Regions from separate parts of the Homo sapiens genome. Here region 2 is linked to region 1. The links are chromatin loops, found by intact Hi-C in ENCODE. Cell type or tissue: mammary epithelial cell. All regions are shown on one strand. Each heading gives the region's core, and the rest is flanking DNA. Links, peaks and the distances in the headings are about the cores only. Region 1 overlaps RBMS3 (RNA binding motif single stranded interacting protein 3). Region 2 overlaps RBMS3 (RNA binding motif single stranded interacting protein 3).

Region 1 (5,392 bases), core at 143-5,142:
GTGGGGGTGGGGGTGGTGGTGGGGAGTAGGTGGGGGTGGATGGGGGGTTCTTGAAAAAAAATTAGTCAAGCTAGGTAAGCTAAAAAGAAGAAAACCTGGTTACAGCCCGGTGAATTGATTTTTTTCCAGCCGAGAAATAGATATTTCTCTCACATATATTTGGAAAACTTTAGTCATCTTCATAAAACTTAAAAAGTTACCTAAGCACACACAGCAAGTTTCTCCTTTCTTCCTTTTCCACACCCTTACCAGTTCACTATGTTTCTACCAATCCAGTGCCCAGTTGCCAATGATGTTGCTCTCACATGAATTTACTGCATTCCCTTCTGGTTCCCCAGAAGGTCTTGAAGAAAGAGGTTCAGACTAGTGGACCCAAACAGAATTTCTTGGCTGGTGATACTCAGATTGTGTTCAGAGCCTGGTATGAAGAAGGGGCCAGGTGTAAGAAGTAGTTAATCAACTGCACGTTGATTTCAGGCTGAATATTCAACCATCTGCAGCCACCCGTCTCTAAAAGTCTAGCTGAAGCACAATTGATTGTGCCATAGAATGAGCAAACGCTTGAAAACACAAGTAGGTGAAGGAAGAGAGGCTTCCACGGAGCAAAGGATATTCTTAAAGATGTGAATGTACAGATCCTTCAAAAGCAAAACAAAACAACCCTGTAACACCCTCCTTACACATGAAAATGTAGAAAATCTTGCAGAGGGAGGGAATGAGTTTAGAATTTCCTTAGTACTTCCTGCCTCAGATTTGCATTGATATCCAGTTGGTAACTTGCCAGTTGTTTTAAAACAGCCTTGAAAACTCCAAAGTTCTGTTTTCCTTTGAAAGCCTGAAACATACAAAACTAGTTTTCTAAAATCTTCCAGCGATAGAATTTTTAGGTACAACTCCAAATATTTTCTTTCGCTTCGGGGGGTAATATAATAGCATGAAACTATGATAGCATGAAACTATGATAAATCCTGTTTGTCTCACTTTAGACTGTATAGAATTTTTAATTGGTTTCAAATAAGAGGAAAATAGAAGGAAGGGGCCATCCTTGTTTCTTAGTTTTGTTTTTTTTTCTTAACTCCCCCAAGCCTTCATTATCAGTGGGATTGAACACAATCCCAGTGCATGTTTTGCTATTTTTTTTCCATGATATAGACATTGTTTTTGCAACACTGAGTTTGGTGCCTACTTAAAAGGAGTAGAAACGTAAAAAGTTCATGGTATTTTCTTTTCTCCAGAATGGATTCAAACTTAAGGAAAATATCATGTATATTTAACAGCATCTTTCTAAAGCATTTTCCTTTCACTTTCTTTCAATTTGGAAAAAAAATAGCACAAAATTATAGCACAAAATTATTTCCATGAAGTAATAAAATGTATCTGAGGGCTGGGGGTAGGGATAATTTGCAGGGAGGGACACAATATAGAAGGGAGGATGCAAGTTCATTCTAGGTCTTTCTGGCTTCAGGAATTCTGGAAAGCTTCATTTTTGCACTAGTATGATTTTACACAACCTTTTTGACATTATCAGTCTTTTGGCAGAGAGAGTTCAGTCACAATTATGCCCATGTCAAATTCTAAAATCAAACCAAAACAACAAAAAAAGTATTTTCTTTTAAAATAAAACTTTTTTAATGTCAAACATTTTATTCAGAGTAAATGGTTGATGTTTATTCAAAATTGGCTTCAAGTACTACATTGAAATTGTTTTGTAACAGTCTCATAAGCCACAGCTGTATGTGATTAAATAGTGTAATATCAAAAGCATGTGAGAATAGACGTTTTTATGCTATAGCTATTGCACAGCAAGAGTGCAGATGGAACTGAAGGGAGACCAAAAGCGAAAATGTATTCATGTGGTGTAATACGTGTGTTGAGGATATGTGTTGCTATTTTTTGCAGTAGTGGGAAAATGTTGAACTATTTTGGATGTGCTTAGAAAATATCCTCTCGGAAAACGGAAACAGACATATAATACCATTTTTAAAATGTGGAGTGGATCATGCCATTTAATTAGAAAACACATAGGTGCTGAATAGATCTGAAACCAATTCAAGTGGAAGAATGAAAATTATTCCCATTGAGTACACATTCAAAAAGCAAAAGTGACTTTCTCATTTCTGTTTTGAAATTATAAATTTTTTTTTACTACTTTAATTTATGGAACTATTGTAAGAAAACCTTCATCCCATTGATACCTAAAGAAAAGTATTAGGCAATAAGAATCAGCAACTTACAGATGGCAAAATAGGTGGCAGTATATTGCTTTTTAAAGATATTTGGAAATATGATGCTCTTCAGTGTTGTATAAATATTGCTCTTTTCTTACCAGTGTTAAAAATTACAAAGATACACAAGGACATACAACTTTTGCTTCCATTTCTGTAACAGAGATGTTATCGTAAAGAGGTGTCTAGTTTTAATGAGGTGATTTAATACAGTGTTTTTGAAATAATATTTGTTAATAAAAATTAATAACCTCTAGCTTCCTAGAGATAATAAATCTATAGGATTAATCATACTAATCATCACTACCATTCATATGTGATTGTTTTCAGGGCCTTGAGAAAGCTTATAGAATTGGCTATTTTTAGATTTCAGATTTTAGACAGAAGTAATTTTAAAAAGAAAAAGAGAGTGGCAGACTGAGATGAGTTAAATTTTGCTTGGTTTTGTTTTTATTTTTTTTTATTTTAAGTTGATATTGGCAGATAATCTGGTCTTATTAAAAATGTTTTGTTTTATCCATGTAGGTTTATTACTCAGGGAGTATGTATTATGTGGAATCACGAATAAAATTTTAATAATTCAAAACCAATTCCTAATAAATATCAAATTTCAAAAGTAAGGATAATAAAAGAAAGATAATAGATCCTATCATTTTGTGGGGGAATTCTCTGATTTGTATGTCAATGCATTGGTTTCTAGGTTGGGTTCCTTCACTAGGATCCCTTCCATTGTGAGATAGCTGAGCCTGCTTTAGTATCTTAGTGGTATCTTCAGGTGACCTCGGTTTTGTGTCATTCATGAGTTTTTCTTTTGTTCCCAGATGCTTTCCACAGGGCAGATCAAATGCTGCTTTACTGGCTCTCTGGTGATTTGAAAAATTTAACTGTCTTCATCCTTTCACACATCTAAATCCAGTGCACTGAGAGAAACACGTCCATCACTTGGGAGTGGGTGGATAGAAGTTCCCAGGAGTGGAACAAAATGACAGCCATTCTTTAATCATGACCTTTTCCAGCTTTATTGTGGTGGTTACAATTTTTCTTCTGAGTGGGTAAAATTAAGGTGTATCCAAAAACTTAATTGTGATAGTATGATGCTTTACTTTTCCTCATTTAACTTCCTCTCTACAGGTGGTGCAGAGCTAAATGGTTATGCATGTTTGGCTAAACCAGTTGAGTTAATGAAGGAGACTAGAATTGCCACATTAAAATACTGACAACTTTAGTTTCATGAATGATTATAAGGAGTCAGTGTAACTATAACAATTAATGAAATATTATTTCGACTGAATCCAAAACCTACAAATCCGCAAAACCTACAATCTCTGAATCTCAGAATAGTAGCCTAGAAAACGTGGGAACTGAATACTGTGGTTACCTCAGCTATACTGTAGTATTGTAGGAGGGAAATAACTCCCCAAGGGCATATAAACAAGAACATTATCTTTTCTACTTTTTCTTTTGAGATTCCCTTCTTGTTTTTCAAAAAGCCCCTGTTAGCTGAATTAATGAAAGCAAATGACATATGCTATTTTAAATTATTATTTAAGCTTTGAAAAATCATACATTATTTTCATATAACTTAGTCCATAAGTTCCTATTATGCTTGCTTCTCTGAGTATATTTGGAGTATAAAACAAGGAAGATAATCCTTTGGGAAAGTTGGTTTCTGTTCATATCAGTCTGTGTGTTCATTTATTCATTTGTGAAATGGGTGAAATAACCCTGACCTCAACAATATATTATAGTGGCCTCTGCTATGGAAGGTATGAAGTTACTGAACTGTTAAGAGAAGGGTGGTCCATACATAAGTAGCAATGTTATCATTTCTGAAGCCCAACTGCATATTTTTATTTACTTTATTACAGACTCAGCTCTGAGGTGGGTAGCCTGTCTTTAACACAGAAAAGAGTTTAGGAACTCCTCAAATGTGTAAAGGCCATTTCTATTTGCTGAAGCATAGCTCTTCACCACTTAATCATTGAAAATTATGTTGTAGAATATTTAGTGATGGGGGAATGTTTATAATACATCAAATGGTTAAAACAGTTAACTATGTTCCTAATATTATAAAAGCATAAAGAATCCAAATATAGACATATAAAAAGGCTTAAAGAAAATATATCAAATTCTCAAGGAAAATAAAAAGTAAATGGAACCCGGAATTTTGTTTCATGAATGATAAATACAAAAGTGAGACTCGACTACATGCCTTATTAGTCAAGGGAACCCTAATAGTGCCCTTTCCTGTTGTGTGGAAAGTAAGGTATAATAGGAGAAAAGTAAATCTAACAATATTTTAAGTTTTAGGAGCTGACATTTAAATTTGTTTTAGACTTAACTTTCCTATCATTATATTGTGAGGTTAAGAAATTGGCATATATTACATTCAATATGCTAGATGCAAATGATCTTCTGGTCATCCCACTCTTAGCTGATAATTTTCAAGCTGAATATAGATCATGCATAGAATTTAATATGGATTTTTTTAGAGACAGCTTATTGTTTTTTAATCCTGTGTACTACTACTTAGTCATTTTCCCTGACTGATGACAATTTAATGAAAAGTGAAATAAAAAACAATACTAACTATCTGGTTTTCTGGAACTGGTTAAAATATATTGAAAGTTTTTCTTATGTATGTGAGTCATATTTGAGGCTATTGTCGATGTCTGTAAATTCTCATGTTGCTTCTTTTAACACTTGTCAATCATATAAATGGTATTCTGACACCCAATATATAACTTAAAATTAAATAACTTAGAATTCAAGCAAATATATTTTTTAACTAGTTTTGAGTAGGTGAAGTATTTGAAGTATTTAAGAGACTTGGAATGATTTTGGTGACATTATTTGCTAATAATTAATCTCATCTCCATCTTTATGTAAAATTTCAGATTGTTTTCCGGGATACTCAACAGATAAATATGTGACAGACCTATGGCCTTTAATTTCTTCTTGAAAGATGAGAAAACAACATTTCATTTTCTTTGACTTGGTGGGAACTACCCTTGGAGGGTGGTGACAGTTCATGGATTAACCCTGGTATCCTGTCCATTACCAATGTACACCAATTCTGACTGCATCTTTAGAAATAAGAATATTGCATTTTTAGTCTAAGGTAGGTAGGGAATCCTGGAAAGGATAAAATTCTGATGTCCTTTTCT
Region 2 (5,392 bases), core at 170-5,169, 170 kb after region 1:
AAGCATACCACGTTCATGTTGTTGCAGCATATCCTGTGTGAATCGTGTGAACAAATCATGGTGTAACCCACCTTAAATTCAATAACACAATTTGCTAATCCCCTTTGTTTCCCCTGAAAAGAGGAGGAAAAATCAAAGTTGCATAGTGAGTGTTATGAGGGATATTTTGCATGAACAAACACAAATTAGGCCATGGACTTTCAGAGCAGTTGTTTTCTGGATCTAGATGTGTCCATTATGCTTGAAGGATGTCAAGTTATACATTTAGGCATGACGTCAGATAACAGGGATTTTCCTGTGTAAGAAGCTCGTAGTCTCTGGCTGTGATATGTACAATATATGGCTCCCTCTCAATAGGAAATGTCCCTCCCAGTTGATTCTCAGCTTATTTAACTCTCTGTTGTACCTCCTATTTTCAACAATCCTCAGGGTGTGTGGACGAGTTTTAAACAGAGCATAGATATACAGTCTTGCCATCTGGATCAATGGAAGCAAAAATGAGAAAACCCATGGCTTATTACCTGCCTCCTTTTTTTGGAGGCTTTGACCTGGTTCTATTTAAGAGCATTCTCATATATTTTACTCTGTGATCTAGAATCAACAAATTTCTGCAAAATCTATACCAAAAGCAAGGTTTCTTGAAATAATTGGGAAAAAAAGAGAGATTTAGGATTTCAAATGTCAATAATTACATTATTCTGACACCTAGAATGCCCGTAAGCCAACTTCAAGTGTTGTTTGGTATATTTTGCGAAAAGAATTGAAACCAGTCCAGGAAAGCTGGAGATAAGAAAGAGTTTCAGCTGTTGAGCCACAGGAATCAGTTATTATTAATGTCCCATCAAATTATTTGACATTTATTTGCTTGATTTTATGTAGGGGACCTAGGTTATAGTTTATGAAAACAGGTAAAAACTTGCAATAAAATGGAAAGAAACATACATTGTCACTATCCTTCCTGAGTAGCTCAAACCAGGAATTTTATAATAAACAGAATAAGTTAAGGTAAAGCTGGGTCCTCAACAAGGGTTCTAAGAGGTCACTAAAATTGCATGCAAAATTTTGAAAGTATGCTTGAATATACATTTTTCAGGGTCAAGTTTACATAGCCTGAAAATGTTTTAAAAATTGGTGTAAATTTTAATGCATTCTGGACGTATAGAACCTAATACTTGTAATCTTGCTATTAATATGTTGATACATTGGAGAAAATCTACATATTCACAGAGTTTACACTGAAAGCTCTTTGAATCCCCGCTGCTTCCCTTGCTTGCTAAGACAGAAGCCTCAGGGACAAGGGCAGCTGCTTCCAGGATGTGAAATTTAGCTAATCTCAAATGTTTGACTTTGAACTCATTTGGAAGATATGTTTTAGTATGTAGCATTTGCTTTTCAGCCATTTTCTCTGGAATGCTTTTACTCCACTTAGGTAAAGAAAACTGGGACTTAGGGCTTCCACAGGAAGTAGATACCACTGGATTGGATTTTAGACAAGGAAGTGTTCTGTGTCTCTGGTTTGGCACAGCCTGGTGAAAATTGTTGAACTGCAGCATTTCAGACCTGGTGCCAGCCTAATGGCTACATGCCAAGATTACTATTTGGCGACAAGCAGCCAGACAAGCAGCTGGTTATTGCAGCGAATCCGAGCAGTGTGCCTGAGGCCATGTCTCTGTTGCCAGATCCCCCAACCCAGTTAGTAACCAAACCCTTGAGGCTTTCTCTGGGTTTGTTCTCTTCCAGCCTCATGGTGGGCTTTGGCCTGGCAAGGGTCGTCTCCAGCAGGTTGTCCTGCATGCGTCCTGAGCTGTGGTGTCTGGCTGGAATTAGGATGCTTATAGACCACGTAAAGTTAAGAGATTTCTTGGCAGCTGTGGCTGACACTGTGGGGGCACTGGCCAGAGCATGCTTGCACTAGAGGCTGGCTGGAAGAGGGCAGAATCAATATGAGCTGCTGGCATTCCACGCTAGCCAGGGGTGATGAAGTGACAGCCTGCTGGCATCTCCCTTTGGCCCTGCTGGCATCTATTTTGCACTGTTCTTTGTGAAAAGTGCTAAGACTGAGGGACCTGGTGAGCAAACTTGTCAGAGGAAATGAACTGGAGGAGGTGAGGGAAGAGAAACTGGCCCACAAGATAGAGCCACAACCAGTGACTGTAATGATAGTAGCAATAGGTGATCACAGTCTTAAGTAAATTTTCTCTGTATTTCCAAAGTGGAAAAAAAATTTCTTCCCTAGGCATTTCAACTCCCTTTTTCTGCCAGAACTTCTGGACCTTGAGAATAGTTTGATGTTAAGCTTTTGGAAGGGAGAAAGTATAGCTTTCCAGGAGGCCCCAGCTCCCTGTAGGTATTCCCCTCCTGGGATCTGGCACCATCTGTAAGTTTGCTGCAGCTGCTGATGAATTTAAACTGAGTTAGCAGGAGTTGGGCACAGCATATTTAGAAAGCACTCATCCCTCTTCTTTTGTTGGGGTGGGAGTGAGGAGAAGGGACTCTGGCAAGATTAGTTTCCCTCTGTTCACTCACAGACACCGTAATACTGTTTGCAGCACTGTGTCCTCCATGTTGATTCCTGGGTAATTCTCAACATCTTTGAAAGGATCTGGTAATTTCTCCCAGGGAAAGTTGAAGTATACTACAATGGTGGATCTATTAAAAATATTGGCATGGAAGAACAAGAGCTCTATTGTCTCTAATCCGCGTCACCACCCAGGACAAGCACCAACAGGACGCTTTCTATGAATCGTGTCTTTTATTCCACATATGTAATCACTTTCTGGAACTAAGTTTATGACTAGAATATCCAGCACTTAACATAAATGAAGTAAGTAGAATGAGAGTATAGTTTCAATGGTATTCTGCCATGGTAAAAATTTTCTGTTGCCTTTTCTTTGATTCGATACAGTGATAACTCTTTTACTTATTTGAACATTTATCCAAGAAACCTTAATGTTGTAGCCCAACATATAAAACAACCCTCAGGGCTATCTAGGTCACAGACAAAGCAGAGTCACATACATAGTTTCAGGAAAAATTCTATTAGTAGTTTAATGAATACTTCATTTCCAAATAATTTTATAATATTAGATCTGAGTGTTTTTTAAAATGTAGCTATGCATTTCAACGTCAAAATAGCACATTGGTATTTGGCATTTTTGTTCATGAAGTCATAGTTGAATAATTTGTGTTTGAGCCTCTATTTACTCCATCTCCCTCCCTATCTATCTGTTGAACACTCACTCATACCTAAGAAACTCACATGCATTTCATAATGCACTCTACATTTTGTCTCCAATTTTTGCAGGATCGTTCGCCACAACATACATGTATGTTCCCGTTTCACTTTGCCTATATCTCGATCATCACAGTTTTCACCCTGTGTTCTAGTTCTTTAATACATTTTCATCTCTTCTGTTAGCCTGAGGATTCTGAAAGCAGGAATTGTCTTATCCTTTATTGTATACATTATGATTTTAGGGAAATTAAATTGTATAGTAAATAAAAATTAACACCATTTACAGCAAGTACATTTAAAGTTTGAAATACAGAGGTAGAGTCGATTCTTGTTATTCACAGAATGTTTTTCTATGAAGTCACCGCAAACACTGGATTATCAAATATTGAACCAGAGCTCCTGTGGAAAGTGTAGGGTAAGATTCCCACAAGCCTCTGATCACAACTTTCTCATCAACCAGTTAATGTGTAACTGTTTTGCATGTTTCTGTTTAAAGACACCTACTTAATAGATATTGTTAATTCATTGACATTTGTCAATCAAATCAAAATTAAGTTTATAATTTACAAACTCAAGGCCAAAGCACTGTAACTGATACCTGAACAAAGCTTATCTAATACACATACTTTCTCAGGAAGGTGCATCCTAGCTTCCTGGCACTTAGGAACACACTAGAGAGCACTTTACCACTACACGTGGGGACCATTTTAAACAGCAAAATCACACACACGCACAAAAAAAAAAAAATCACAAAAATGTGAAAAACATGGCAGTAAATAGATCCCAAAAAGGATACTTGTTTACGATAAGAGAGCTGAAACAAGAAGGCAGACCATCACCTTGTTCTATCTCAGATAAGAATGTGCATATCAGGCTGTCAAATTTTTCACCACACTGTACATGTCGTCAAGTGACCTCAAAACTGCTGTGAGTACTGATTTGGGGATTACAAATAAATGTTAGCAAGTAGGCAAATTTGCAAATACAGAATCAGTGAATAATGAGGATCAACTCTATTATGTATCGCTAATATTTAATATGATAGTCACCATTTTATTTAATCCAAATTAAGTGTGTCATGGAAATAGGCTTAGTTTCTGTGGAGTATTTTATAAATAGTAATTAAAAAATTTTATTTGAAGTAGAGTTTACTTTAAAATTATGTGATATCCAAAGTATCCTTTATTTATCTTGAGTGTTTAATTCAGAAGAGTGAGAAAATTTTAAAACATGTGTTTTCCACTCTCCCTGTAATTTGCTCTAATACAGAAGTTAATACCATATTATACTAAAAATAAAGTATAGAATGCATAAAGGCACATCACGAGCACAAATATCTGCACAATGGATTCACAGCAGCAGCGATGAGCTTGGCTCAGAATAGAATATGGATACGCATCTTAGTGATGATAATTCACTCCGGAGAACAATCCTCTGCAATTTATCCAATCCACTGTGTGCCACTGGATATATTATGTACAACTTTTTATTCATACTATGTGGGATTATGAACAATATCAGGATTCATTAAGATGCCTAGGAAAGTAAAGACCATTTTCACAGTAATAGTATTTTTTATAATAGGAAAAAATGGATATTGTATTTCTAAGATATTATTCAAAAATATTTGCCTACATGAGTACTTGTGGGAACTAAAAAAATTAAACTCTCATCTTTAAGTAAGTGTGTTCAATGTAAAAATCAAGTGTTTGCATGTGAGGGTGATATAAGAAATACATGGTAGGGCATAAGTCCTGACAATACACAGGTGAAGAAAGGCATAGCATAGGAATTTTAAAAGTATATAACTAACTTTTACACAAGGAGGCTGGACATAAAGTACTGTGATAAAGATTGAATCAGAATGAGAAGATATGGATAGGATCTTTTGAAATGGTTCTTGTAGGACAGGTTGTATTATGATGGTTATGGTGAGCCACAGGAAAAAAGCACACCCATGGGACAGCACAGCCATGCTCAGAGTCACACTTCATCCCAGGTAGAATAGTGTATGTGAGCCTGTGGCATGAGTTGACACAGTCAGGTTTGACTCACTCAAATCAGTAATCTGGCAGACATCTTCTACACCTCCCTTCTTCTCCACCTCCATAGTCAACCAGTTGCCACGTCCTAACATGTCTATCTTCTAGATGTCTC

The links. Peaks named below come from ENCODE experiments on the same cell type or tissue, not always from the same donor. Only the 100,000 strongest peaks of a DNase experiment are listed, where the experiment ranks them.
Region 2: it touches region 1 in a loop (4-fold over the local background); 8 of 110 quality-filtered maps call a loop at or near these places.

Annotation. Positions count from the first base shown.
Region 1 is chr3:29,285,237-29,290,628 of GRCh38, forward strand. The region is part of intron 1 of RBMS3 (RNA binding motif single stranded interacting protein 3); the gene reads left to right. Among named protein-coding and RNA genes, the nearest start is that of RBMS3, 6.9 kb to the left of the region's middle. In mammary epithelial cell, for the core only: a CTCF peak has its summit at 2,220; DNase peaks (open chromatin) are centred at 305 and 755; H3K4me3 peaks cover 1,792 bases; H3K27ac peaks cover 4,008 bases.
Region 2 is chr3:29,451,835-29,457,226 of GRCh38, forward strand. All of the region lies in intron 2 of RBMS3 (RNA binding motif single stranded interacting protein 3), which reads left to right. Among named protein-coding and RNA genes, the nearest start is that of RBMS3, 170 kb to the left of the region's middle. In mammary epithelial cell, for the core only: no CTCF peak of the experiment used is centred there; a DNase peak (open chromatin) is centred at 2,717; H3K27ac peaks cover 2,941 bases.